Linked DNA regions of Mus musculus: regions 2 and 3 are each linked to region 1. Evidence: chromatin loops called from intact Hi-C (ENCODE). Cell type or tissue: heart. All regions are shown on one strand. Links, peaks and the distances in the headings refer to the core of each region. The heading gives the core; the rest is flanking DNA.

What was found. Peaks named below come from ENCODE experiments on the same cell type or tissue, not always from the same donor. Only the 100,000 strongest peaks of a DNase experiment are listed, where the experiment ranks them.
Region 2: a loop joins it to region 1, with 2.9 times the contacts of the local background. A loop is called at or near these places in 2 of 42 quality-filtered maps.
Region 3: it touches region 1 in a loop (3-fold over the local background); 8 of 42 quality-filtered maps call a loop at or near these places.

What each region holds. Positions count from the first base shown.
Region 1 is chr4:138,966,968-138,977,039 of GRCm38, forward strand. Tmco4 (transmembrane and coiled-coil domains 4) reads left to right here and starts at 5,938. Exons shown (of 17, transcript NM_029857.3): 1 at 5,938-6,320. It overlaps Rnf186 (ring finger protein 186), which reads left to right and starts at 152. Exons shown (of 1, transcript NM_025786.4): 1 at 152-1,398. The coding sequence starts at 346. The coding sequence ends at 1,026. In heart, for the core only: a CTCF peak has its summit at 5,283; DNase peaks (open chromatin) are centred at 5,324, 6,054 and 6,614; H3K4me3 peaks cover 1,615 bases; H3K27ac peaks cover 2,586 bases.
Region 2 is chr4:139,194,081-139,204,152 of GRCm38, forward strand. All of the region lies in intron 1 of Capzb (capping protein (actin filament) muscle Z-line, beta), which reads left to right. Among named protein-coding and RNA genes, the nearest start is that of Capzb, 6.2 kb to the left of the region's middle. In heart, for the core only: a CTCF peak has its summit at 4,162 (motif pointing left); DNase peaks (open chromatin) are centred at 3,561, 4,141, 5,132, 5,851 and 1 weaker place; H3K27ac peaks cover 1,014 bases.
Region 3 is chr4:138,917,012-138,927,083 of GRCm38, forward strand. No RefSeq gene overlaps it. Among named protein-coding and RNA genes, the nearest start is that of Otud3, 8.1 kb to the left of the region's middle. In heart, for the core only: no CTCF peak of the experiment used is centred there; a DNase peak (open chromatin) is centred at 5,210; H3K4me3 peaks cover 238 bases; H3K27me3 peaks cover 1,200 bases.

The sequences.
Region 1 (10,072 bases), core at 2,896-6,895:
GGCATGGCCCCAACAGGAAAGTCCTGATTCATGAGACTCCACCCACTTTGGCCCTTCTATCAGGTAATTCAAAGTCTCCAGGTCTCCAAGTTACTGATTAACCCTGGGTTTCGAGTAAAGAAATAATAATAACTGAAGGACCAACATAAGCGGAGAAACAAGCAGGGCAACCAAGGGAGCAAGATGCCAGACATCGGTTGTCAGCAGGTACCCGCAGAGAGCAGAAGGGAGACTGGAAGCGTCCCCACAGGACCGGAACCCATGCAAGTCCTGGCAGCTCCGGTGGATGTCGCATGCGGATGCCCGTGCGCGGATCAGCCTTGTCCCTCCACCTCTGTACCCAGAATGTCCTGCACTGAGGCCCCACAGCCTATCCCAGCGGGTACCACCACCACCAGCACCATCATTGCCTTGGGGCCCACCGGGCGGCTCAGCATCTCTGTGGAGGGTGACCTGGAATGCTTGGTGTGCCGAGAGCCCTACAACTGTGCTCGGTCCCCCAAGCTGCTTAGCTGTCAGCACACCTTCTGTGCCGTATGCCTGAAGCTTCTGCTATATGTGCAGGAAGACACCTGGTCCATCCCCTGTCCGCTGTGCCGAAAGGTCACTGCTGTCCCGGGAGGCCTCATCTGCAGCTTGCGAGACCAGGAGGCGATGGTGGGGCGTCTGGCCCTGCCATGCCCAGAGGTGCGCCTATGTCCTCAGAGGCTAGTGGGTTCTGCCGCTTCAGCAACTCGGCCAGCCAACTGGACAGGAGAAGAAGAACAGGACACTGTAAGTGTCAACCGTGTAGCTGCCCGGCGCCTGGCTGTACACTTGCTCTTGTTGGCTCTTGTCATTGTCCTTATCCTGCCTTTCATCTACCCGGGTGTCATCCGGTGGGTGTTGGCCTTTGTCATTGCTCTGGCTCTCCTGATGTCCACCCTATTCTGCTGTCACCCCCAGAGCCAGAACAGCAACTGGCTTTGCCCCAGGACTCTGTTCTGCAGAGAGCAAAAGCAAACCCAGATCACTTCTATTGCCTGAGAACTCTGGATCCCTACAGGCCCAGTGCTGCCAAGGTTCCCTCCTCCCCCAGACCTCACAGTCTGCATGGGTAAGGGGCTAGGGGCCGCCTTTCAAAATCACATTCGAACTGGACTTGCGTGTCAAAGCCAGACTGGCCATGTTGGATCAAGGATTCTGTGCTGGAACAGTGGGATCGCACCTGCCTGTTCCTGTGTAGCATAGGAAGGAAAGGGGGAAAGAGAGGAGACACCCCCTGAATGAGTGACTCAAGGGTGGTGGGGTCCCTACCCCTATTCCAGAGCTCCTAAGTTTTGTATATATCCCTTTGTACACATATTGGGACATTGGCCTTACTACAAAGCAAATAGAACCAGGTCTCTTTTGTAATCCATGTAGCTGGCTTCATTTTTTTTAAATTTGGGCTTTGATGTTTTGTGTCCTGGGAAGTTTGTGACCATCTCTAGCCATTGCCCACTTTCCCTCCTGGGGTGCCAGAGCCCAAGGGGATACTGCCAGGTTTTCCCCAGGGTTGCTTGCTACACTGATCCCAAACCTTCCATGCCAAAAGTCTCCTTACGGTTTCCCACAGGGTCCACCCCAGGGTGGAGTACACATGGAATTGGAATTGTAAAGTGGGGAGAGGGTATCCGAGGATCAGCAGACAGAGATGGGGAGGTGTGGAGAGGGTGGGTCCAGGAATTGTCCTTAGGATCTACGCTGAGATCACCAGTTGCGTACCATGAGGGCTTGACTCAGAGAATCTCAGGGGACATGGACACACACACACACACACACACACACACAGAGACAGAGAGAGAGACAGAGAGAGAGAGAGAGAGAGAGAGACTCAGCTCTCCATCAGACTCCCAGACTCACATGACAGAACGAAAGCTTTCCAGATGGCGCCTCTCTTCTTATCACATCTACGGCCCTATTTGCTCCTTTGTCATAAAGATAAAACATCTCGTAAATGCAACGGTCCTCGGCGGTGTCACCCCACCTCAGCCTCAGAGCGGCAGTCGCTAGAAAGGTCCTTGGGTCATCTCTTCAGGACTATTTGGGCTTCTTTTTTCATGCAGCGCGGGGGGGGGGGGGTGGGAATCCACCCTCAGAAATGAGCCCTGGTGGGTTCAAGCAAAGAGGAAGTGGGAGAGCAAGAAGCCCAGTGTGGGAGCTGGAAGTTTGTCTCGGAGAGTCCCTGTGATCAGACTTAAAACTCTGGAGGGACTCCCCAGGCCTTGTGCACTGTCCTTTCCCATTCACCCCATTTCCTGCAGTAGGAGACTAACAGGAGGGCACAGTTCATGGTGACAGGACCTTTGTCAGGAGAGATGAGAGGACTCTGCCACTGGATCCTTGGGTGCCTGGCCCTGGTCAGTGGTCACATGCTGTTGAGCAAGGTCTTTGGCTCTCTGCTTCCCTTTTCTCAGACTGAGTTAAGTCTGACTCCGTTAGTCCTAAGATTCCCTGGATGTCCCAACTGCTCAGGGCCTGGTTGAGCCACAAGCCGATCGATGGAGGGGCCATATGCTTCTGAACGCCTGTGAGGAGGTCACATCAAGGGCTCCTTCTGTCTGACTGTGTGTCAGGCTGAGGGTAGAGTTCAGCGGTAAAATGTTTGCCTGGAATGTGTGAAGCCCTAGGTCCAGTCATCCCCAATGCAATTCACAAAATAAATACCAAAGCGAGCAAGAACATGAGTGCAGTATACTGCCTTGAAAAAGGCAGTGACTTCTTATTTTTCTTATAAGGCCAGACAATTCCCAGTGCAGCGAGAGTGTTGAGGGTGTGCATGAGCTCCGGTTCTCACAGGCAGCCAGCATAGTCCTGAAGAACACCCTTTCCCAGAGGGTGAACAGACGGCATCTCTCCTGTTGGCCTCTTGTGTGTGACATTTGGGATGACTGCCAGGCAGACAGCAAAAGAACGTTGTCTCCCCACCTACTCCTCCAGGCCCGTTTTACTTCCTGGAGACAAAATCCACCCCAGAGTTTTCAGTTGGTCAAGGAAATACTTTGTTACCATTTGGTGGGAGAGTGTTTGCCCAGTACTCATAAGACAGGCAGGCGTTTCCCTAACTGACACGTTATGGCTTCCTGACAGCCTTGTGGCGCTGAACCACTCACTGTGTTCCCTCTCGTGCAGAGGAAGACACTGAGATCAGACAGGTGAATCTACCTGCTTAAGGTTGCACGGTCAGTCTATGCTAGAGATTTTAGGAATTAGCCCAGATTTAGCAATGTGAATCCTCCTTTGTGAATAGAACGAACCTAAAATCTGATCGCTGCCTATGGGTGTGGGAGAAATGTCACAGAAAATATGAAATGAACTACAGGAACCGTGGGGATTCAGAGATGAGCAGGTTGCTGAAGGAAGAAAGATTAAAAAGCAGGCTGGGCTTGCTGACTACCCCTCTCCAGGCTTCGCTGCTTGGAATCCCACAGGTGAGAACACTGGAGTCCCAGGCTTGAAGAATGCCCTCATTTGATCAAATAACTACTGCCCCGTGTCTTAGCTTGGGACCTAGACCCACAGCCCCTGTCATTCCTGGCTTAGGGTGGGTCCCAGCCAAGGTATCTTTGGGGTCCCTGGGCAAAGATATTCTAATACTACTGTCTCTTTGAAGATGACCTGGTCCCAACCATCTTCTGGAACATCAGAGCTTGGGGACAAGAGTACAGGCAAGGTCACTGCTGCCCTGGAGTGGGCAGAGAAGTCAGGCAGTGCTGCAGGGGGATGTGAGTGGAAAGGACAGGCAAGAGGCCTCGAGTGCAGGGCCAGGCTCTGGTCCACACTGAAGGTCTGAACCTTCTTTCATCCCCTTGGAAATGAGAGGGTAGCTCTAGGTTCATGGAGAGACCCTGCCTTGAAGGAAAAAGTGGAAAGTGACAGAACTGGATACCTGATATCCTCCTCTGACCTAAAAAGAGGGACGGGGCTATACTTCCAAAGTTCAACACTCATTCCAGATCCTGGGGCCAACCTCCAATAAAGACAAGAGAACCTTTGACATCCCTCCCGTAATATGATACATTTTAAAAGTCTGAGACAAATACCCTGGTGATACAAAATTCATTATTAGCTAGTACATAGCCACATGTTAAAAGGCCTTAAATCACTCAGGGAGAACACTATCCTCACTTCTTTCTGTGGAGAGGCCCGTTTGCTGCCCTCAGACTCTAAAAGCAGGGCCCGCAGGGCCCACTCCTTCATTATGGATGTCAAGGGAAGGAACCTGCCAGGCCAGGGCCCTGCCACCGAGCTGTAGCCTTCCTCGCCTTTTTATTTTTGAGACATGGTCTCACTAAATTACCTAGGATGACCTTTGACTCATTGTAAAGCCCCCAGAAGGCCTCAAGCCTGTGATCCCCCTGCCTCAGCCTTGGCACCACGCTGCAACAAGGAGCTGTGGTTTCACCATCAGGCCCTGCTGATCCTTTTAAACAAAGGCAAAGCAGGGCTTAGCTCAGAGGCAACCTGTAACTACAGTAAGGATGCAAGCTGTCACTTGCTTAGCAAACGTGTGTGACAAGGGCTTTAGAGCGACCAGCGGACAGGAGAGTTTCAGAAATAGTGCAGAGTCCTCAGCAAAAATCCATGTGACCTTTGCCTTACTTTCCAATCTTAACACTGATACATTGGACAAGATTTTTTTAAAAAATCAATATTGATATGTGGCTATGGACTAAAAGCAGAGGAGTCACTCGCAGTGTTCTCCCTGCGTCTTTACTGTCCCCAAACCCCACCTAAGCGATCACTTTGTTTTGAGTATGTCTTCTTTTCTAAAACTATTTTCCATATTGATTTTCTTTATCCATTGTGATTCTGTTTTCCATTAGAGAATGACCGTTTTTTTTTAACTTTCAGAGTTACATTTATTTTTTTTTAATATCAAGAACTTACTAAAATCAACTTATGCTGAAATTAAAAAAAAAAAAAAAACGGCAGCTGTCTCACATCTGAAAGGCTAAGGTAGTTAGTTGCTCAGGCTGAGGCTGGCTACTTCAGCTCAGGACCGCTTCTTAATCGGTGGCCTCTGGTCACTCCAATCCTCCATTCCTCATAGACAACAATAGGATCTTTTAAAATTCCATGATATTTGCGGGGGGCGGGGGGAGCGTGCCACCTTGGTATGGTTATTTCCCCAACTTAGTGATGCCCAGAATCTCAGCTAGAATCCTTCAACCCTCCACAACTGTCCTTTTTTGACCTACAATAACCTCCTAGCTCTTCTAGGTCCTGATTGGCCGATAGAGAGATCAGGTGATGGAGGCCCTCTAGCGTTCCAGTCGGATCCTGAGTCATAAGGCTCCCTGCTGGAATGCCGCACGTCTCATCTGTCCGCTCGAGAACTTTTTCCATTTCCAACTCCAGCCTATCTTCTCCAGGGGAAAGAGCAACGACGTCAGAGGTCATGGTGACTCAGATTCCAGCCCTGACCAGGATGGCCACCTACTTCCTCACCTGTAGATTAGGTGTGATGAAATTTCACAGGTTGCCTGGGCAACCAAGAGCCGGCTCCCAAATGAGGAGAGCGGAGGATGAGGCATGGGAGACAACCCCCCCTTCCATTCTTGGGGTCTTTAAGTTCTAGTGTGGGATACCCAGATTATAAATTGGCAAACAGGAAAACAATCAACTTCAGTGTTAAATACTACGATTAAAATATGGGCCCGAAGGCCTGGTGTGCTAATCCATAACCTTGCTGGCACGTAGTAGGTGCTCAGCAAATACTTGTTCAAAGACTAGAGCTGAGTGGGTGGCTAGTCTAACAGGAATGGAACCCCAAAACGGAGGCCCGTGGGACGGAAGAGCCACGGGTGCAACGACTGGCGAGCATTAGAGAAAGTGAAAGAACGATCAGAAGGCGTGGGTGTTGCAAATTTCACCGAGCAGTGTGCACAGGAGGGGGAGGCACCTTCTGGGACAGGCTCTTTTCAAGTGTGGCGGCAAAATTTGGAAGCTTCCCCTTCAAGTGTCTGCTCGAACTCCCCTCATGCCAGCCCAGCCCCTGGTGAGCACTCTCTGCAGACCCCTCCTGTGCCCCGCGCTCTCGCTTCCTGGGGAGCGGGAGACACAGAAGTGCGGGTCCCGTCCCAAGGCCAGCACCCGGGCGATGGCTTTGGTGGCTTAGGTGGCGGTGCGCCCGGCCCAGCCCGGAAGGCCCGGGCCCTAGGGCTGCGCAGGCGGGACCGGCCCGGGCCGGTGTGGGGCGGCTGGGCCAGGGAGAGAACAGGCGGGGAGCGCCAGGGCGGGAGCTGCGGGGCTGCCAGAAGTTCTGCCGTCGTCCCATCCGTCGCTGCCGCCTCCAGGTAAGCCCGCGGGGAGCCCCGATCGTCCCCACGCCGCCTCCACTGCGCTTCCGAACCCGGAAGTGCTCTCGGGACTCCTGAGTAGCTGGAGGGGAAACTGATGCCAACGAGCATGCCAGCGGCCCCCGCCTGCCAGCACAGCCCAGGGCACCGGTCGCTGGGTTTGAAGGGAAGAAAGGACCTTGCTCAAGGTCACGCAGGGTCACTGGACGCCCCCTGCGTACTGGGAGCTCCAGGCACCCACTCCCACCCTCTGTGTCTCCAGACTCAGTTCCCCGAGGCCTGGGAAGCCCTAGAGTCCCGGAAAGGCCCGGCCCCTTCCTGCTGTGACGGGGGCGTGGCTTCTCGCCCCGCTGCGGGTTTTTACAGAGTAGGGGACATTTCACATTACAGGTTTTTACATCCGGGAAAACTGAGTCTGGGAACAATGGGATGATTTTGGCCAGGACCAGGCAGTCAGAGCAAAGAGGTTAACTAGGGTGAGCTGACTTCAGAGTTTGACCCAGTGTTAGGTTCAAAACTGGCCTCCATGATGTCCTTGTCCTTGCCAGGGGTGACCCAGAGTAGAAGCTGGGGCTGGCTAAATCTGCAGGTTTGATCCTGAGGCCACTGCTGCCTTCAAGTAGGAGGGAACACACCCCTGTAGGGCTTCCCAGGACGCCACTCACGGGGTATATTTATTGAGCACCTACTATGTGTCATCGTGTAGGCTCTGAAGACACAGTAGTGAAGACTCCTCAGGGTGAATCAGCTAGGCAGAAAGACAAGGCCACCAAAATCCCCAATTACCCAGTATGTTTGAGAAGTCAGGAAGGAACCCAGGGCCCCATCCTCCTAGTTAGAACCCTACCAAACCGCCTGAACCTCTGGGCATCACCGAAGATGCTGCTTCCAGCCTCAGTTTCCCACTCCCCTGGACTTAAAAGATGCCCTCAAGGAACTTGAGCCTGGCTCTGCCACTTCCTCTCTGTGTCACCTTGGGTGTCACCCTGAACCTTCATTTCCTTATAACACAAGAGGATCATGGATTATAATTCTTCCCAGTGCTGAAGATCGTGTCAGGATGCTTCATGAATTGGAAAGCACAGTACCCAAATCAAAAGTAAATTAAAGCCAGGCATGGCGATGGTGGCATAGACCTTTAATCCTGGTGCTTGGGATTTAATCTCAAACTGTGAGTTCGAGACTGACTTGGTCTACATAGTGAGTTCCAGGGGACAATGAGGGCTATGTAGAGAAACTGTCTTTAAATTAGATAGATAGATAGATAGATAGATAGATAGATAGATAGATAGATAGATAGATAGATAGATAGATAGATAGAGATAGAGATATATACACCTTTAATCCCAGCACTTGGGAGGCAGAGGCAGGCAGATCTCTGTGAGTTTGAGGCTAGCCTGGTCTAGAGTGAGTTCCAGGACAGATGGGGCTCAAAGAAACCCTGTTTTGAAAACAAAACACGGGGCTGGAGAGATGGCTCAGCGGTTAAGAACACTGGCTGTTCTTCTAGAGGACCTGGGTTCAATTCCCCCACATGGCAGCTCACAACTGGCTGTGATACCTGCCCCAGGGGATCTGACATCCCCCCCCCACATCCCCCCCCACAAATATACATGTAGTCAAATCACCAAAATACATAAAATTAAAAATAAATAAATAAAAATTTATTTGCTTGGGATGCTGAAGACAAAACTCAGGCTTTTTTTTTTTTTTTTACAAAAACCACTGAGCTATGCCTCAAACGAGCAGAGATGCCTGCCTTTTCTTTCTTTCTTTCTTTCTTTCTTTCTTTCTTTCTTTCTTTCTTTCTTTCTTTCTTTCTTTTCTTTCTTTCTTTCTTTCTTTCTTTCTTTCTTTCTTTCTTTTCTGAGACAGGGTTTCTCTGTGTAGCCCTGGCTGTCCTAGAACTCACTCTGTAGACCAGGCTGGCCTCAGAGATCCACTTGCCTCTGCCTTTCAAGTGCACAACCATTGCCTGCCTCAGAGATGCATTTCCTCACAGGTCTAGTGACTTGACAGCCTGTTCTCCTCAGTAGAGAAACCTTAGCCACACACAGAGCTGGGGTGGCCGACTTCCAGGTGAGGAGGCTGAGGCTCCCTCCAGGGCTGGAAACATAACACCCACCTCACACCCAGCATTTCCTGTTTGTTTTCCTCCAGACTCTCACAGGCTCAGACAGTCAGGGTGTATTCCTCAGCTTCCTGAAAGGCCCCCAGCAAGCTGTGACCTCTCGGGAACACCTTGACTTCTTTTACAAAACACCAGTCTGCAAGCTTGACACGGGACTGAAGGAACATTTCAGGGTGACAGAACTCTTGGAGCCTTTGTAGGCCCAGGCTCTAGCGTGGCTAGGGACACAACTGACTGGTTTAGCTTGCTGCTTCTCAGCCTGAACTTGGACTGGGAAGGCCAGACCCAACCCAAGCCTGGGCTTGGTGGATGTGGGACCTGAAGGTGGTCTGTACATTAGATTGTTGATAGTCCTCTTGTACTCCTTCAGTGGTTTTTCAGACTCATGTAGCCCAGGCTGGCCTTGAACTCACTATGTAGCCAATGATGACCACCTAGGTTTTCTGATCCTTCAGCCTCCACCTCCTGGGATAAGACAGATGGAAAAGGGGGGTGCGGGTGGGGACACAGAGCTTCATGCATGCTGGTCAAACACTCTCCCAGCAGAGATCCTGGGCTCTGAAATACTGCATTTCAGCGTAGACTCCTGGTACAGAGGAGTAGACAGCCAGAGAATGTGTTATGGAAGGCAGAATTGAGTCTTTTCCATTTGACCTTCTGTGCTGACAGCTGGATCTATGCCAGGGTTCTATTCTCTGCCTAAAACCTGGCTTGGCTTCCTGTTTGGGTCAAGAGCAAAATTCTGGGTTGTGGACTCTAAGGTCCTTCACCCATGTCTGCTGTAGCCTACCGAGCACCGCAGAGTGCTTGGTCAACAGTTCTCTGCCTCACCTCCTCCCTACCCCTCTTCCTGATAAATATCTCACTCATCAGATTTTTTTTAGCCCAGCCCAGCTCTGCATTCCAAATGTCCCAGCCACACGAGTCATGGGACCTGTGTCAGAGGTTAAGCCCAACTGGAAACGATCTCAGATTGCCAGCCCACGTGTGCCTGCCCGAGACTTCTAGAATAGAATCAGAGGCTGCTCGCTAGATGTAATTTCAGTAATGAAAGCTACCTGCAGAAAGAACCTCTTGGGAAAACTGGGGGTCTCTGTTGTATATAAAACCCATTGCCCTTCACAAAGATATACTGGAATCATTTCTCAATTGTAGAGAGAGGTATCCATCATCCATCCATCCATCTATCCATCCATCTATCCATCCATCCATCCATCCATCCATCCATCCATCCATCCATCCATCCATCCATCCATTATCATCCATCCATCATCCATCCATCCATCCATCCATCCATCCATCCATCCATCCATTTGCTCAGCTGCATCTCTGCCAGATGCTATCACAGGGTACCTCAAACAACATGACCAGAATGCCACTTTCTCGTCAGACATCATCTGGAGCAGACACATCAAGACAGAAGAGTTAGCTAGGACTGGGGTGATAGTACTAGTGTGAACCTAGAGCTCTCGTGAGGACGTGGGGACCTGGGGTGGAGCGACAGGGACACACTAGTGCTCTGGACTTCAGCTACTCTCTCTCTCTCTCTCTCTCTCTCTCTCTCTCTCTCTCTCTCTCTCTCTCTCTCTTGCTCCTGGTCAAGGAGGCAGACACACAA
Region 2 (10,072 bases), core at 1,998-5,997, 230 kb after region 1:
GGGCTAGGGGGACACGGAGCTCAGCAGCCCAACCTACGGCCTGGACACGATGCATCCTAGCAGGCGCAGCCTTCCTTTCCCCCTGAACTGTCAGCTTGTTAGAGTTGGGACTGCTGATTATGGAGGTGCCTCGGAGCAGGTGAGCAGAAACTCACAGGCCGGAGAGCTCCCGGACTCCACTCATGGTGTTTGTTTTGGTAATGAAGACAGGCACACTATGCTAGCAACTTATTTGAGGAGCCTTAGATGTGTCACTTCCCTCCTCCCCCATACCCCTGCACCCCCTAATCTACCTGGATACCTGCAGAGCAGGCCCACCATCTTTGGTGGTGGAAGGGCCAGAGAACTACCTCACATGGTCAAGGAAGCCTTGTAAGGTAGGCTGAGAGGGAAGGCAACCCACCTGCTCCGTGTAGCCTTACAGGTGGCTCCCCTCCTGCCTGGTCGATATTTAGGAGGGGATTTTGGACCCTAGATGGTTTTGAGGTACCCTGTGCCTTGTTTTAGCAAGGGTGCAGCAACTGTATTGGGGATGACTAAGTCTGATTGGCTAGTAAACTTTCTATATATTGATTAAAAGCATAGGCAAGACAGGTTTTCATGTTATTGCTCTTGGCTGGAAACGGGCCTGGGGGTCTGAACCCCTGACCTTAGTCTGCAGGGGGAAAGGACTTGTCCAGGACAGTTTTGGGTGAGATTCTTCAAAGTAGACTGAAGTTTTCTGTGTGTACTCCCAGCACCAAAGCAGGAGAGGGTGGTGGAGTGGCCAGATGGGACTTAGTCTCCACAGAATCATCTAGGCTTTCGCTTTGTCCATCTGACAGGTGAAGAAAAGCTGGGGCATTCATTGTAACTCATTCAAAATGTTGTTGCATCTGTGTGGAGAGCACTCTTGGCCAGTGGGAGCCTGCCTAGCAGCCTCCAGACTGCGGTCTTCCTTGTCTGCTGTTGTGTGTCTGATATAATGACACTGTTGAAGAACCATAATGATGGGATGGATGCTCAGGCCCAGCCAGGGAGAGCAAGTGCTTACCTCTGCAGACTCTGGGTGGCTCTCCTGTTAGGAAATGGCCATTTTGAGACAGGAGCATAGCCTATGGGCCTGATCCCCGAGCTCTTAGGGGACAGAGATGTTGGTCTTGTGTTTTCTGCCCCTGTCTATCTGGTCCTAGAACAGTACCTAACTCTGAAAGATCTGTCGTGGAAGGCTGGGCGTGGTGCCACATACCTGCAGTCTCAGCTGTTTAAGGCATTCAAGGCCAGCTTGGGCAACAGTGAGGGTGAGACAGGAGATTGCTTAGTGTGATCTGGGATGGTCTGTGAGCGCAGCCACCCAGGTTTGACACTCGTTAACTTGTTCTTCATGTACCCCAACCTCCTAAATGTTTTCTGACTGCCTACTATGCTAGTATAATCTGATGCCCTAATGTGGGTAGTTTGGGCAAACCAGAAGTGGCAGAGTGGGGCTGCATCCTAGGTAATGAATGAAGAGGACCATAGCTCTGTTTTCAGTGGGTTGGCTGGTAGAGCAAATGGCTAGCCAGCTCCAGTGTACCCATCAGGGGGAGAGATTTGAAGTGCATTTGACTTTGGAGTGATTTTTCTTGGAGTCAAGTTAACTGTCCCCAGTAAAAGTGCTTAGGCAAATGGGGTTTATTTACATCCCCTTAGCAGACAGTCTTACTACTGTCCTTAAGTGCTTCACAGTGTCAAAGCCCTGACAGGGCTCTGGTTTCTGACTTCCAGCTCATGGTGGGGCTGGAGCAGTGACAGGCCAAGGAGCTCACAGATGGCACTGATGACAAGAGCTCTGATAGGAGAGCTCGCTCCTGTTGTTAAAAGGCGAAATCGTGGAGTAGACTCTAATGTATCTTGGTGGTCTCGGCCTGTGAATAAGATCCAGAGAGATGCCAGAGAGATGGTTCAGGGGTTAAAGGTGACTGCTGCCAAATCCAAGGAGCAGAGTTCAATCTCCAGAACCCATATGTAGAATCAAGTCTTCCTCTATCTAACATAGTTCTGCCTCCCTTCCCCCAATAAGTAAATAAATAAGCAAGCAAACAATATCACTTTAAAAAACTTGGTGTATAGTTCAACTTAGAGACCCCATGTGTGTTTGCCCTGTTCAAGTAAATCCAGCCAGTCTCCTTTTGATAAGTAGCCTGTGATTATTAGTTTAAGATTAAGAAGATGACAAGCATGCCTTTGAAGATAGGTCTTGTGTGTATAATTTGGAAGTGCTATACTGTTACATTCTATGGAGGAGGAAGAAGGACACAAGACAAGGACCTGAAGTTCAGAACCCTGTTTGCCAGAGTGGGAAGTGCTTATTCCACAGCACTTCCTAGGCACCTATCTGAAGGTGCAGGGTACCACTGCTTAGGTGTGTGTGTATCATGAGGCTGTTGTGTGCTGCCTATGTGCTGAGGAGCCAGCAGAGAGCAAGGCAGACATGGATGCGGGCCCTCTGGCTTCTACTATTGAGGGGGCCTAGAGTAGAGTTTGGAAAGCCAGGCAGTGTCACACGCCTGTAACTCCTGCTGCTGAGTTACAGCCTGAGCAGCATGGTGGGAGAGATACACTGTCACTCTTCCCTAATGATAAGGGAGACAGTATTCACGGTCAGTGCAGGCTCATAAGCACAAGCTGTAGAGGAAGTGGAAGGAAACACTGCGGCTTGAGCTGGGACCCACGCTCTTGGCTTCTCAAGTGTTCTTGGTCCAGTGGAGTACAGTGTGTGTGTTTCCAGCCTGCAGCCTGAGGTGCGACCTTGGGATATGGTGGACATCCACCGCTGTCACTGGCCCAGCCTGTTTTTGTTCAAGGAGTATCTGAAGCTCAAACAGTCAAGTGAATGGTGTGATGCAGGTCTGTAGCTTAGCCCTATGTGAGACTGTGGATGTCTCAGAATATTGACCTCAGGTATAGGGGCTTGGCTCAGGTCCGCCTGTGAGGGCTGGGCATGCAAGCCTGTAAGAGTCTAGTGCACGTTCATTGGCTCTAGGATCAGCTAGTGTAATGCTGTTTTAGGCAGCCACAGACTAACGTTTCAGTGTAAGGAGGTGGAGATATTTATGGGGTTCTAGCCACGTGCCATCCACTCTGCCAGAAGCTGTTGATTTTCGTCTTGCAAAGGCTTGATGAGGAAGGTTGAGCCGTGGACCACAGACACCAGGGTATAAGAAGCTAGACTTAGAGCTAGACATAGTGGTGCACTCCTTTAAAAGTCCCAGTGCTTGGGAGACAGAAGCAGGCAGATCTCTATGAACCCAAGGCCTTTCTGCTGTACATAGCAGGGCTCCAGGCCGGCTGGGATACAGAGCGAGATCCTGAATCAGAAATCACTCCCCCTCTCTAAAAAAAAAGAGAGAGAGAGAGAGAAAAGTCAGATTGGAATGCAGTGTCCTTATGGGTGGAGTCCCCTTTGAGTGATAGGGCAGGGACCGGCAACAGAATGCCAGATTGCTTGTTCCACAGAACCTTATCCCCTGTACCGCCTGGTGCTCAGGAATTGTTGCATAGCCCTGAGGAAGCAGCAGGTAGTGAGAGCTGAGGTGCTTGGCTCTTCCTTGCTGCCTTCAGAGTGGGGCGTGTCTGGGTGGAGTCCTGATTGCCTTTCTGTGTGACCTAAGTGAGCGCCTCTCCTTCCTTCCCCTCAGTTCCTTGCTGTACAGCGTGAGGAGAACATTTCATAGGGACACCAGGAAAAGGAAATGTTTTTAAATTTATCTTCTGTGTGTGTGGTGGACAGAGGATAACTTTGGGAAGTTGGTTCTCTTCTTCCATCGTTGGCCCAGAAATGGCATTTTTAATACACTTGGCACACAGAAAGTTGGGGCTATAGCTACTCTGTGTCATATTTTGTATACCCAACTGTATGTAACATAAATGGAAGCCACAGTTCCTGTCCTCTCACCTTGGAGAGCAGGAAAGGTGTGTTCATGAAGTCTCGTAAGCTGACAGGGGAAAGTTGTGGGGAAGAGCTCTGGAGGCCATGTGTGCAAGCTAGTCAGGTGTTCCACCTCTTCCTGGAAGCCCTGCAACCTTCCAGTCCTCCGTCAGCCTGGGGGCTGGGCCTGAAGCCCAGGAAGACCTTGCCCAGTCAAAGAGGAAGGGGAGGCTCGGGTGGAGCACCATCTGCTGGGGAGTCCACTGTACCAAGTCCAAGGTCATTGTGACGTCAGTGGGGTGGGTTTGAGAACCACTGCGTAGACATGGAGAGGAAGTGTTTGCTGCCAGATGCCAGTCGCTAAGCTCAGGAGTTTGCATTTGGTCTGGACAGTGTGGAGCCAGTGACATTTCTCACAGGGCAGGTGGAAATTTGAGCAGGCTGATGGAGCAGTGGTATTTTAGCACGAGTCCTCTAGCCGTGCTGTGTAGAGAGGGCCTTGCTGATGGAAGAGGGAGGAAAGGGGGATGCATTTGTAGGTATCACCTGAGAGGTGCCAGGGCCTGGCCAGGCTGGCTGTGGTCTGGGAAGGAAGGTGTGGTGGAGAAAGGCAGATAGGCATAATGAGCTGGAGAGATCTGCCATCTGGTTGACAGGTACATCTGCCCCCACCCCCCATCGTCTTACAGGCCTTCTGATTGGGTGATTTGTCATTGACAAAACAGCTATTTTGATCAGTTAAATCCTAGATAATGGGACCCATAGAGCCTTGATAGATGGTTGACACTGAGTGGGCATTCTGCACAGTTAGCCCAGTGACAGCCATCTTGGGCCTGCTGGTGGCACTTGCCATTTAGCCCAATGTGCTGTAGCTTGTAGGCACATCAGTGCCTGAGACCTGGAGTGGCTATGTAAGCAGCAGGAGCTGCTGTTAATGGGCGGCTTTGATATCCCATGCAGTGATACGAGACAGACCCACATTACTCTTATGGTACAGATGAGGAAACCAGGCCTGTCTAGGCTGCCCCGCTGCCTGTAGTCGTTCTTCTTTTTTTCTTCATAAGGATTATTTATTTTATTTGTATGAGTGTTTTGCCTGCAAGTGTGTCTGTGTACCACATGCATGCCTAGTACCTGTGGAAGTCAGAAGAGAGCGTCGGCTCTGGAACTGGAGTTATGGGTCCACCAAGTGGGTGTGGGGGAACGGAACCTGGGTCCTCCGCAAGAGGAAGTAGTGCTCTTAACTGCTGAGCCATCTCTCCAACCTCCCCACCCCTAGGCATTTTCCTTGTTATTTATTCTGTGGACAGCTATTACAACTTGTGGGTGAACTAGAGACACCAGAGAAGCAGGGTGATGGTAGGTGCGTGGTGACGCAGGCAGCAGCCTCACCGGAAGTCCTTCTGCTGTGCTTCCCGCTGCTGCCACCCTGCTTCCAACAGCTCGACCTTCTCTGTGCTCTTTTGCAGTCCTCTAATCCTGTTTGGTCCAAATCAGTGGTCTAGTAGTTACCATCCTCCAGCCAGGGTGGTTACTGCCCGTGGCCTTGCTGTGAAGAGGTTATCATGGGGATTGCCTGAGCATGTATGGAAACTGTAGGCAGTGCCTGGCGTGGTTAACATGTGAGAGGCATGTTGGCTGCTGTTAAAGGTTATTTTAATTCCCACGAGTAGTTTATGGCTGGCTATTCATGTACCCTCCCAGCTGGCCTGGGAGGCAGCATTGGCCCTTAGGAGACTGCTGTAGTTGGAGTCCCTACCCCAAAGCTGGCAGCCTTAGGGACCAGCCCAGGTAAACTCCAGCCTGGTGAGAACTCCAGTCTAGTGCTGCTGGCCTCAGAGTTCTTACCACAGTGTGGGAGCTGTTGGGTGTTCCCCCCGCCTCTGACCCTGAACTTCTGCTTCAACTGCTCCCAGAAGCTTCCTCTTCTCATGCTGAACTCACCATCGTCTTCTCCGAAACCGTTATCGGACTGGCTGCCACTGGTGCTCCTACATAGAAAACAGCGCGGGATTCTATTTGCCAGAGGAACCATCTCTAACTTGAAATACACCCCGTGCCTCATGGCTAGGCTCTTCTCACCAGGCCTTCTCAGCTTAGGGACCACAAAGCTGGCATATGTAGTAGGTTCTTGACCAAAATGCTACTAGGATGTGTGGTTGTGGTCAAACTGTGAAAGATACCTTTGCCTGTACTAGCTCAGCCAGTGCAAATGGCTCAGAAGCAGCTTCCTTCCCTGGTTAACACCAGGGGACTTTTCCTGGGAGCTGTGAATGGCAGAAGGGGTTCAGGTCAGGCTTGCTCATGTTGTCCTATTGCTCAGGGTTTCTCTGCTGGTGGCTTGGACCTTACTGGGCTTTCTCTGGTTTTATATATTCACTTTCCTTCTCTGTTGTAGTGTGTACTACTGAATTGGAGAGGAGCATGTATCTGCCCACCCTGTGGTGCCATCTCGCCCTAGCAGGTTGACCTCTCAGGGAGCCACCCCAGAATTTCTCCCTGTGCAACGTGGGTGTGCTTTTTTTTTTTTTGTCTGCACCTCTAGCTGCCTGGTGACCTCACCTAGGCTTGGGGTGCAGGTTGCTATATAGATAGAATGCCTTTGAGCTTCTCATCTTCCTGCCTCCATTTCTAAAGTACTAGGATTAAAGGTGTGTACCGTCACACCCAGCCTCTGTTGAGGATGGGGTGTGTGTGTTTGTGTGTGTGTGTCTAGATCAGAGACAACTTCTTCTACCTTTGTATGAATTCCAGGGATTGAAGTCAGTTTGAAGGGTTTATATGGCAAGTACCTTCCATACATGCTAACCCATCTCTCTGGTCACTGTTGAGGATTTCTGCTGTGAGCTTTCTCAGTGTGTACCCTTCGCCCCTCTGGCGAAGTCTCATCAGTCATGAGCATTTTCATAGGCATGCACTGTAAATTGTTGTTTCTGGCTGTCCTCTGATTTGAGGTGACAGCTTTGGGCTTTGAGGTGTGCAGTGAGGGGTCCTAGAATTGGAGGTCATCAGGAAACTGCATGGTTGATTATGTACCCACTCCTAGAGCTCCTGTTAGTCACAAGTGTCCCTTTCCTTCTGCCAGGGGGTGCCCACAATCTTGATATCTGGTTCTGTCAACCCCAGTCCTAGAACCATTTCCTCCTGTTGCAGATAAAGAAATGAAAGCTCAGGGAGAATGGTAACTCGCATAGGGCCCCAGTGAAGCACGAGCAGTTACCATGGACTCCAGGCCCATCCTTCTCAAAAGCTTCTGGCAGTCGGATTCTTCCAGGATGGTTATCTCATAGATGAGCAATGTATAGATGAGACACTGAAGCCTCAGTAAGTCTGCCACAGTGACTGAGAAAGTCTGAATTTAGATAAGTAGGAGGTAGTTGTATTTTGGGTCAGATTGTTGAAGTAACAGCTTTTAGGCTAGAGGGACCCTGCAGTGTGGTCTCTAGAAAGGAGCCTTCTAGCCCGGAAGCATTGGTGGAACTTCCCCCTCCACTAGCAGGACCTGACTCAGCAATGGAACAGGTCTTTTTGTGGGAATACCAGCATCCATGGCTTCTAGAGTGACAAAAAAGCCAGGGGCAGGTTGGGCCTTCATGACAGTGCCTGTTGGGAACTGTTGGTGTGGAAGCCCTAAGCCCTGCAGGGTTCCTTTATCTCTTTCCCTGTGATTCACATCCCAAGCCTTGGGCACTTGGTGCCCCATTGACCGTTCTTAGGCTGCCTGCTAAGTTTGTTTATTATTTTGGGGAGGGAATCAGTAAATCCCCTTGCTCCTGTGTGAGTGCTGCAGTGGTGTCCCTTTGTCTGTCCCTGGCGTGTGCTGTGGCTCCATCGGGGTTTGTGGAATGATTGACCTGCCTGTTTGTTCTTCATGATGTGAGCAGCTTCCCTATCCTCGGATAAACCACGTGACACTGCCATGTTTGGGTAGGTAAAAATTGATAGGTATCAATATCAATGTCTGTGTGATGAGAGAGTAGGGCAGTTTGAGTGGGAGACCTGCAGTATCCAGTTTTGTGTGTGTGTGTCTTTCTCTCTTCCGCTCTCTCTACCTTCCTCTTTCCCTCTAACCACCCACTTTGTTGTTGTGTTTGTTTGCTTTGAGAAAGGGTTTATTTCTCTGTGAAACAGTCATGGCTGTCCTAGACTAGTGAGTAGACTAGGCTCGAACTCACAGAGATTTGCCTGCCTCTGCCTCCCGAGCACTGGGATTAAAGGCCTGGGCCACTGCCCAGACCCTTTGGATTACTCACTCTCTCTCTGTCTCTGTCTCTCTGTCTCTCTCTCTGTCTCTCTCTCTCTGTCTCTCTCTCTAAAGATTTATTTACTTATTTTATGTATATGAGTTCGCTGTAGCTGTACAGATGGTTGTGAGCCTTCAATGTGGTTTTTGGGAATTGAATTTTGTAGGACCTTGCTCGCTCCGGCCCAAAGATTTATTTATTATAAATTAGTACACTGTAGCTGTCTTCAGACGCGCAAGAAGAGGGCGCAAGATCTCATTTGGGTGGTTGTGAGCCACCATGTGGTTGCTGGGATTTGAACTCAGGACCTTCGGAAGAGCAGTCAGTGCTCTTAACCGCGGAGCCATCTTGCCAGCTCTCTTTGGATCTCTTAAACCCAACTTTCACGAGGCTAAACCAGCCAGAGTCAAGGTCTTGATGGGGAAAGGAAGAGCCGAGCAGGGATTGTCAGGTCAGGTCAGCTCACTCTTGATTTCAAAGGCTGGCAGTGTGCCCCTGGGAGAACCACTCGGGATCCTGATAGCAGCCAGTGGTGTGATGGATGGTGAGCATGGGGCCTTTAGTTACAGGAGTTGCCTGCCGTTCTTGGCATTTCCTATTGATCCCAGGCAGTCTGGATTCCCGAGTCCAAGGCTGTGAAAGGGCACGCTCGAGGTGGAAGACCAGGATGAAGTCCTTGTCATCTTCTTGTCTCTGAAATGGTGAGAATAAAACTTGCTATTTTCCCTGGTGTAATAGTGCATATCTTTGATCTCAGTATCTCGGAGACAGGCAGGAGGAGACAGGCAGGAGGATCGCTGAATTCCAGGCCATCCAGGGTCACATGAGACTCTGACTCAAAACAAACTAACTACCACCACCGAAAATACCTCCACTAAAACCCTACAACAATAAAGGAGCTATTTCTCTCCAGGTCTGTAGCTCAGTGGGAGAGTGCTTGTCTAGGGTAAGTGCCCTCTCTGCGTTCAGTCCCCAGCACTCAGGAACAACTCGGGGGTGGGGGGGGTGGGGGGGGGCTATTCCCAAGGGGAGCACTAGGCTAGCCTCTGTGTCATTACCATTTCTTGCCACACTTGTACTTGCAGATATGGAAGATCACACAAGAGCGAGGTGGTCTGAACATAACATATATGTCCATGTGTATTTTATCTAATGTGTAAACCCTTACCTTGTCTGCTTGGGCATTTATCATTGTCTATGGTGAGAATGTTCAGAATTCTTCCTTCTAGCTTTGTTGTTCTTGAGACAGAGGCTTGGCAGAGGCTCAGGTTGACCAGGCTGATCTCAAACTTCCTGTGTAGTCACAGATGACTCAAAACTTCTAAGTCCCCATTTAGCATTTTAGGCATATGCTACCGTGCCTGGTTCAGTGTGGTGCTGGGGAGCCAATGCAGGACTTCCTGCATATTGGTCAGGTACTCTACCAGCTGAACCACATCCCAGCACCACAGGAAATAATTGTTGCAATTATAGATCACTAGTTGCTAGGTCCCCAGGAGGGGTCCTCCCATTGTGTGACGAATTGGCAGAATGCAGACAGAACTAAGGCTAACTTCAGGTCCTGCACTATTTCTGTTAGATTTTAATTTATAGAAAATTTAAAATGGTCTTCTGTAGCCATGACTAGCATTGAATTTGCTCTGTATCCAGCAATGGTCTTGAATGCCTGCTCTTCTTTCCTCTGCCTCCCAGTTGCTGGGTGACAGGCACTGGACCCATCTTGGTCCTGCATGTTTGTATGATGAACTGGGCACGTTGTGGGGATGGCTCTTAGTATCACTAAGGAAAGGGGCAGTGGGAGGAGAGGCTGAGGTTTCCAAGCCTCAAGAGATGGACTGTGTGTCGGGACAAGTGTGGGTGAGTGCTGATGGCTCTGGCCAGCTCTTAGAGCTTCGCATGCTTGCTTCTGCTGAGCTCCCAGAATTCTGTGCACCTTTAT
Region 3 (10,072 bases), core at 3,649-7,648, 49 kb before region 1:
TTTTATTATAAGCAAGGATTCAGTGATGACAAGACTGCAGGGTGAATGCTGCTAGGAAGGTGTGTGTGTGATATGGGGGAGGGGGCGGGGGTGGGGAAGAAGTTCAAAGATACAAAATGACTTCTCATAGGAGAAAATTCTCAGTTGGAGCTTCAAGGATGAGTGTAAGTGGCCAAGAGCAGATGCTAGTGAGTCTCCAGCACCAGACCTGGACTTTGAGGAACTTAAGGAATGCGAGGCTTGACCCTTGGGGTGAGAGATGGAAGGAAGGACATGCTGTGGTTTGGATGTGATTCAGCCTCCAAAGGTTCAAGCATCTGAAGTTTGGTGTCCAGTTTGGCAGTGCTGAATTAGCGAGACCTTTAAGAAGTGAAGTCTCCGACTGGAGTACTTGCTGCTCTTTCAGAAGATAGTTCAGGTCCCAACACCCACGCCCGCATCTCCTAACCAGTAATCCCAGCTCCAGATGATCTGGCGCCCTCTTATGACCTCCATAGGTACTGCACTCATGTACACATGCACACATACACATACACGGTCATACATAAATAAATAAAAATTAAATCTCTTGTCAAAGAGGTGGGTTCGTGAAAGCTCTACTCTGATAAAAGATGAATGTTGTATTTTTCCAGAACGAGTTCTTACAAAGAGAGGTCCTCCAACTCCTCCGTCTCTTCTGTTCCTTGCCAGTGTATCTTGGAAGTACATAACTTCTTTTTCTTTTTATAGTTGCTCATAATTAAGAGACTTAGGACTTTTAAAGTGTTTCGGTTTTTAAAGACTTGAGGACTTTTAAAGGTTGGACTATATTTTACACTGTGAGATAAACATGAGACCTGTGGACAACGGATAGAGGGCTGTGGCTTGGTGATGTGCCTGTGTGTCATGTTGACCAGGATTAGTTTGTCAATCTGATGTCATCTAGAATATCCCGGGAGGAGTGTATCAATGGGGGGTCGTCTACATCAGGATTGCCTACAGCCATGTCTGTAAGAATCCTCATGATTATGTTAATTGATGTGGGAAGACACAGCCTGAAAGTGGACAGCACCACGCTCTGTTCTGGGGCCCTGGACTATGTAAGACTAGGGAGAGCTAGTTGTGCATGGAACATGCATGCATGTGTTCCCCTCTCTATGTGACTGTGGCTGTGATGTGACCAGTTGCTTCAAGCTTCTGCCTTAACTCCCCTGAAGTGATAGACTGTCACCTGGGATGGACTGTAACGTATTCCTCCCTTAAGTTGCGGTGCTAGGGTTGGTCTGCTGCTGCTCTGTATTCAAATGCAAAACCTGGCCCTCTAGATCCCCTTGCCCCTATGAGCAGATCCTCACATACACTTAGTGATGATATTTAAACCCTGCTCCCCAATTAAAGCTATCGGTTAAAATTAAGTGGCTACAGCCAATTTGGGGAGACAAGAAGACGCGGAGTTTCAGTTACTGGGCTGGGTCACAGTAAGGGACCACGAAGAGGAGGTAGACAGAGGGAGCAGAGGTCTCCATTAGACGTGATAGACAAGGGACACATGCCTGAGTGAAATGTTCCCCCCAGGACAGACTGCTGGAGAAGAAGTAACCCGGGCTAGATTCAAACAGCAAGTGTTTGGGGAGCACAGATGGGAATTAACAGTCTAGCAAATAGAAATATAGATTAGGGGTAATCTACCAGTAATTGTACAAGAGCTGATTAAATAATCTATAGGACTTTGCTTCTGTTATTGGGGGAGCTGGCTCTGCCACATTAATAATTAATTAATAGGGTTTACTAAAATTCATTTACAATGCTGTCTTAGTCAGGGTTTCTATTCCTGCACAAACATCACGACCAAGAAGCAAGTTGAGAAGGAAAGGGTTTATTCAGCTTACACTTTCCACATTGCTGTTCATCACCAAAGGAAGTCAGGACTGGAACTCAAGCAGGTCAGGAAGCAGGAGCTGATGCAGAGGCCATGGAGGGATGTTTCTTATTGGCTTGCTCACCCTGCTTTCTTATAGAACTCAAAACTACCAGCCCAGAGATGGTATCACCCACAAGGGGTCCTCCCACCTTGATCACTAATTGAGAAAATGCCTTACAGTTGGATCTCATGGAGGCATTTCCCCAACTGAAGCTCCTTTCTCTGTGATAACTCCAGCCTGTGTCAAGTTGACACAAAACTAGCCAGTACAAATGCTTTTTGTCTGAGTATTTTATCACAGCAACAGGAATAAAGCTGAACTCTGTGGATGAGGGGGTGTCGACCCTGACAGCTCGTCACCCTTCCTAAAGAAGAACATGCCCTGTATTTGAAGACTGTATCCGAGAATGTATCCTTGATGTGCAAGCACAGTTAGAAACAACCTCTGTGCACGTCATCGGGATCTCCACGTCTCCTGCTTCGGAACAGTCACCCAATACTGTACAACATTTAAAAGGAGGAGGCCAGGGGAAAATAAAGACCAGCTCACGTGAGCAGCTCTCCTCCACACAGCGTATGGCAGAAGGAGCCATTCCGTGTTGTCTGTATGCGAACCACAGTCACCAACATAAAGGACTCAACATCCCAGGCAGAATTGGTTACCATTTGATCTCTCCACAACGGCCATTCTGACTAGAGTGAGCTGGGTTATCAACGTGTGGTTTTGGTTTGGGTTTTAACTTTAGGTATGTGAGTACCCTGTTGCTATCTTCAGACACACCGGAAAAGGGTAACAGATCCCATTACAGATGGTTGTGAGCCACCGTGTGGTTGCTGAGAATTGAACTCAGGACCTCTGGAAGAGCAGTCAGTGCCCTTAACCACTGAGCCATCTCTCCAGCCCCTTGTTTTGTTCCGTTTTGTCTATTTGTTTGTTTGTTTGTTTGTTTTGTATAGCCCAGATGTCCAGAGATGTTGAACATTTTCTTGTGTTTATTCATCATTTATACTTCATCACTGCAGATCTCCATGCCCATTCATATTAACTGTGCTACTTGATTTTTTTTCCAGGTGTTTAGGTTGTTTTTTTTTTAATTCTTCGTATGTCTTAGGTATTAATCATCTGTCTGATATACAGCTAACCAAAATACCCTGCAGTTCTGTGAGCTGTCTCTTCACAAGGGGCTGATAGGAAACGGCGGTGGGGGGGCCTGGGAAGGGATGGGGAGATGGGCTATGGGGGGATGCTCAAGCACGTTACATACTTAGATGCAAACACACACACCTGCAGACTGAAAGATGGAAGACATGGTTTGGAAAAAGCACACTGGCAAGGGAGGTTAGAATGAAAAAGGCCCTGCCTTTATTTTTAAATTTTTTTCCCACAAGAATCCAGTGGGAGCCGGGCGTGGTGGCGCATGCCTTTAATCTCAGCACTCGGGAGGCAGAGGCAGGCGGATTTCTGAGTCCGAGGCCAGCCTGGTCTACAGAGTGAGTTCCAGGACAGCCAGGGCTACTACACAGAGAAACCCTGTCTCAAACAAACAAACAAACAAACAAACAAAAGAATCCAGGGGGTTCAAGTGTTGAGTGTGTCATTATAATTTATTATTTATTGTCTTTTTTTCTAGTATCAAAATATATCCTTTCAAACTGAAGCCTTACAGAGCTGTGTGTGTGTGTGTGTGTGTGTGTGTGTGTGCGCGCGTGCACGTGCACTGTGATCAACGGACATGACTCATGGTATGTTTATCACTTTCTTCTAGAAACGGGCAAGACCATAGGGGTTTGGGCACAGTGTTCTTTCCATACCACCCTTGGATCAATCTTGATGGTCCCATCTGTTTGTTCTTGTCATGAAGGCAGACACCCTAAGCAGAGTTAAACATCAACTTAGCCGCATCCGACTGCCACAGGCTGTGCCTCTCTGGAGAGCTTAAGTAAATGGCATCTCACTCTGTCTGGTGGGCACAGGGAACAAATTATGTATCACTAATCAGCCAGGCCATGGGGCACCCTCGTGCCTACCACCCAGACATGCTCCATCAGTGACCCTGGCACAGGACGGAACTCTGTCTGGCAGCCTCTCTAAAAAGGCTGCCCAGGCTGTAGAGTTCAGAGTACTACTACAGCTGGGATTTTGCTTTCAGGATTTTGAACCTGAAGCTGCAAATATTTAACAGGTAATTATTGATGACAATCTTCTAGTGGGCCTCTATTGATGACAGCGAAGCATGACATTCAATGAAAACTGTGTGTGTGTGCGCGCGCACGGGTAAATGTGTGTTTCTGCTTCTATTTTGTAGAGATGGTTGCAGGCTTGTACATGTCCACACAACATGCAATTTTCAATTCCCCTTTCTGTTTTCATCTTTTGTACCCGCGTGTGTATGTGTGCGCACTTGCTCCTGTATGTAGAGGCCAGGAGTCAGCACTAGGAGGCTTCCTCAGCCGCTCGCTCTCTGCCTTACTATTAGAGCCAGGGACTCTTACTGAACCGGGAGCGCACAGATCCAGCTAAGCTGGGTCTCCCTGTCCCTACCTCCCCCACGCTTGGCTTACACATTTAGTAACAACACTTAGCTTTACATGGGTGCTGAGGCTAGAACTCCATCCCGATGCTCACACCACTGATACCCCTGTACCGATGGAGCCCCTCCTCTTTCTCCTCTGCAGGTGGTGGTGCTGGAGCCTTTGAGCCTGTCAGTCCCACTTGACCTCTGTGACCTTGCCCTCATCTTCAGGATGCCTACAACCCCTTGTCTCACCCACTTAACATACAGAGGAATGGAAGGATGGAGGCCGGTCCCTTCCCATTTCTGCCCCTCAGGAGCTGTCAGCACAGCAGAGCTTACACAGTCTCTCACAGCTCCACAGACTACCTCTCCGCTTTCCTATAAACCTGATAGCCCGTATACTAAATTATTTATAAATGCAAACAAAGAATTTAATATCCATTATTACTTTCTCCAGCAAACTGCTCCCAGGGGGAATTAAGACACGTTAGTTTCTGTTGGTGGGTGACCCTCCCTTGATTTCATCAGACCACCTCCCGGGCTGAATGGGGAAAGGGGTGGAGGGGGCGGGGCTTGCTCATGCTTCTTCGATAACTTGATGGCCCCTGAGCCTCAGGCTTATCTTTTACGACTCCGCAGCAATTTCTTTGTTTGGCATCCCATCCCTGTGCCAGAATCTAATTGCCTACGGAGTTTGCTGTAATCCTCACGCTGCATAAACTTGTGACTGCTTCATCCTCCTCTGTGCCTAGCACCACGACCACACCCACTCTGGCACGTTCGGAGCCAGTCAGGCAAGCAGAAAGCGATGCCTGTCGGTCCCGCAGAGCCCACAAGGGGGCAGCAGAGAGACGCGCTGTGATTGAAGCATTTCAGCCAGCTTAATCTAACAAACTAAGCAAACAAACTAAGCAGCACACTGCTGCTGGTTCTCCCACCAGAAGAGCTGGGCTCTGAGTTAGGCATGTGAGCCACTTTGCAGGTAAAGCGGCAGCGCAGAAAGCAGCCAGTGACCTCCCATCTCCCTCACCTGAGTAGTCCCTGGGGCCTGCAATCATGACCGCTAAGGTTTTCAAACCTCAAATTATGATACATAATGTCCAAAAATGACATTAAGGAGTAAAAGGGACAAAAAAGTGGCCTATAGTCACACTCTCAGAGGCAATCATTGCTGCTGTTTGCTGTGTTATACTTAGCCCTTAGATATTGTTGATCGCCATGTACACACACACACACGCACGCACGCACGCACGCACGCATGCTTCTATCAGGGCTTTTCCTTGTAGCTCAGGCTGACCAGAAACTCACTATGTAACCTGGGATGATCTCTAATCCATGGTCAATCCTCCTGCCTCAGCCTCCCGAGTGCTGTGATTACGGACTTGACCCACCTTGATGCCCATCTGTACCTTACCTAGATGATAGTTTATGTGCTTTAACTGCCTACCTTCTCTTCACGCTTAACATCAGACACTTGAAAATACAAAATAGCCGGGTGTGGTGGCGCACGCCTTTAATCCCAGCACTTGGGAGACAGAGGCAGGCGGATTTCTGAGTTCAAGGCCAGCCTGGTCTACAGAGTGAGTTCCAGGACAGCCAGAGCTACACAGAGAAACCCTGTCTTGAAACAAAATCAAACAAAAACTAAACAAAAGAAAAAGAAAATGCAAAATGAAGATAGTACTCTCTCTACATGGGCATGTTGTGTCCTTAAAGCCTGACGTTTTGAATACATGCAGAAACACTTGAGACGTCCAAGAGACTGACAGGAAATCCTTTATGTCCTTCTTATTGCCAGAAATGCCCTCACACAAACCCAGCATTCACTGTGGCAGGGTGTGCATCTCCAGACAGTATAGGAGACCAAATTGGATATTATCTTCTCTGACCTTTGTTGCTGTCTAAACAGTGTGCAGATAGTTTCTTTTATCCATGTTAACACATGTGACTTATGCTCATCTGTATAAAACAGGGTTTTACTATATATCCATGGCTACACCCGCACTAAGAGGCCCCACGGGCAGGTTTAGAGCAGAATGATCAAGTCTGAGGAAGAAAAAGCTGAAAGCTGGTGTGTTAGAAAAACTGCAACAGGTGCACAGGTGCATGCCTGCAATCCCAGCAGTCGGGAGGCAGCGGCAGGGCGAGGACCAGAAAGTCAAGGCCGGCCTCAGTTTCATAGTGGATTCAAAGAAAATCTGAGCTACATGAGACCTTGTATCAGAAGAAGAGGAGGAGGAGGAGAAAGAAGAGGAGAAGAAGGAGGAGGAGGGGAAGGGGGGGAAGGGGAGAGGGACGGGGAGAGGAGGGGAGGGGGAGGAGGAGGAGGGGGAGGGGACGTCACTTCTAAGGCACCGTCCAGACCATGCAGGAGGAGGGAGAAAGAGCACTGAAAGAAGCCTCCGGAAGACCCAGTTTCCATTCCTAAATGTGAGCACGGGGGTCGCCCCATCTACAGGAGACACGTGATTCCAGAGGAGGCCCGAGACTGCAGACAGCACTCACGATACATCTTCCTGATGTCCTCAGTATTCTTGCCCTTGGGACCGTTAGTACATTAATTAATTAAGGGTGAGCTGAATGCAGTCCTGAGGTATCTTTACAGTTGCTGTGATAATCACGAGGGCAGCTGAGTGACAGATGGGTGGAGACCGTTGTATAACCCAACATGCCAGGCAGAGGCATGATTCAAGTGCAGGCGGGATGGAGCAGGATGGCACCGGCCTTTATGACCCTGCTCAGGTAGGTGCGGGGCTGGAAATTTACACATCGTCCATTTCTGGAACTGTTCCCTTAATGTTTCCAGTCTGGGACTATCCTCAAGCAAGTGGGCATTCTCTTTAAAGTTCCCAGGTACAAAACTCTAAACTCTGAGATAAGCATCTCCCAAGGAAGGGAGACCTAAGATTTCTATCACTTAGTAACACAGTTATCTAACCCCTCACTATGTAGATATAGATTACATACAGACATAGATACCCAAGATAAAGCTAAGCCACACAGTTTGTGTATATATATATATATGTGTGTGTGTGTGTATGTGTGTATATATCTATATATACATATATATGTATGTGTGTATATATCTATATATGTATATATACATATATACACACACATATGTGTATATATACATATATACACACACACATATATGTATATATATACATATATGCACACACACATATATATGTATATATATATACAATTTGTGGAGTTTGCCTAGAAGAAAGCGATCATGCCCAAAGTGATTCCTTTGGAGCAGATAGGACCCTTGCTGCTCTCCCAGAGGACCAGAGGTCCGTTCCCAGCACCCACATTGAGAAGTTCACACTCACCTGTAACTCCAGCTCCAGGGCAGCCAACATCCTCTTCTGCCTCCCAGACACATGCACACACATGCATGTGCTCACACATGCACACATTTGCACCTACAAAGTTAAATAAGAAAAGAACTCTTTTAAAAAGCATAAAATCCTGCTGGAGAGACAGCGCAGTGGTTGGGGGCACTGGGTGTTCTTCCAGAGGACCTGGGTGTGATTCCCAGCACCTACACAGTGGCCCACAGCCATCCGTAACTCCAGTTCCGGGGGTTCTGACACCCTCTTATAGTCAGGCATACACCTGTGTGCACTGACATACATGCAGATGGCATAACTATGTGCATAAATTAATAAATAATTTTTTTAAAATCACGAATTCACAGGGCAGTGGTGAATTCCACTAATTCCAGCACTCATGAAGCAGAGGCAGGTGGATCTCTATGAGTTTAAGGCTGGCCTGGTCTAGAGAGAGAGTTCCAGGACAGCCAGGGTTACACAGAGAAACCCTGTCTCAAAAAAACAAAATAAGGACTGGCAAAATGGCTCAGCGGTTAAGAGCTCTGACTGTTCTCCCAAAGGTCCTGAGTTCAAGTTCCAGCAACCACATGGTGGCTCACAACCATCTGTAATGAGATCTGACTCCCTCTTCTAATGCATCTGAAAACAGCAGCAGTGCACTTACATATAATAAATAAACAAATAAATAAATAAATAAATAAATAAATAAATCTTTAAAAAAACAAAAGAAAGAAAAAAGAAAGAAAGAGAGAAAGAAAGAAAGAAAGAAAGAAAGAAAGAAAGAAAGAAAGAAAGAAAGGGAAATCACAAAACCAGTGAATATATTTAATTAAACTCATAAAATTAGCCTTTTGACAGATCTGCTGGGGTTGCCCCACTTTTCTTGTGTAAAATACATTGTCCTTGAAAGGTGCCTATATATGCCATTATATGCCATTCAACTCAATAGCTGGAACCAAAGCCATCACTGGAGTGTTTAGGATCACAGGAAAGGCTGGAAATAAGCCAAGTGTCTTCCCTTGGGGAAATTTCAAATAAACTCTGTTCTATCTGCTGAAGAGGAACCATTCAAGCCATAGCGGTTCACGTGGGCAGTCTCCTTGAAGATAGCAGCTAGATTAGATTAAAATGGAATGCCCTGTGCAGCAAGTTGTTGAATGGGGAGGAGGGAGAGGAGGAGAAGGAAGAGGAGGAAGAGGAGAACTTTGCAAAGGAAAAGGGCAGAGACAGACAGAGACCGGTGAGCAGCCCCTGGATTTCGCACCCTTGGTCAGCTGGTGAACCCGTGTACAGCCGAGACAGATTTCGCACCCATGGTCAGCTGGTTGCACTGGAGCGGGTGAGCAGCCCTTGGGCCTCCGCTCTCAGCCTGCTCCCAAGCTTCACTTGGTGCTAGAGTGCTCAGACCCTTTGGGGAGAAGGTCAAGCCCCTTGTCGTCCAGCTGCTAGTGCATCACACCGGACTTTGATTCACGCAGATGCGTCACTGAGGATCTCTAAGCAAACGCATTCATTCCAAGACTCCTCATAGCTGCCCAGTCATTGGCTGGAGTTACAGACAGTGTTGAGCAGTGTTGAACATGGGTGCTGGAAACGGAATTCTACTGGTCTGAAAAAAGCAGGAAGTAGTCTTTTAACTACTGAGACATTGCTCCAGCCCCCGCCCTGAGATATATGGGGAGGAGGGGCAGAGAGCACATCCATATAGCTTTTATTATAACATATTATCACTGTTCTATTTCTCAGTTGTTATGATTAAGAATAATCATATAATGTATTTAATAATTTATACATTAAACTTTATTGTAAGTATAGGAAACATCACACACACACACACACATGCATGCACATGTGCACGTCTGGTACCATCTGCACTCACAGTTTGGGACACACTCCCTGGAGGGTAAGACTGGCTGTGCCGTGGTACAGCATGGCTCTGTGATATGATAGATGATCCGACCCATACATTGTATCTCTCATGTAACTACAGAGAGCACAGGAGCTAGCGAGCATCTCTATTTGGGATGAGAAAAGTGATGCTCCAGCAATACCTGTAGCCTTCATCCTTCAGCAAGCTTTTCTCAGCCATCTTCTGGGTGAATCATGGTAAGTGATACGAACATATCCTTTCCCTTCTGCACCTTTGGGTGGAGAAAAAGAAAGATAAAGAATAGATTTTGTGTATGGACTGGGGCTGGGTGGGGATGGGAACGGGAGGGATCGGGTGGGAAAGGTTGGAATAGGTGGGCGTTTAAGTCACAATGTAGAACCCGAGTGGAGTGGAAACTTCCTATGAGGGTGACCCTATCAAGGTC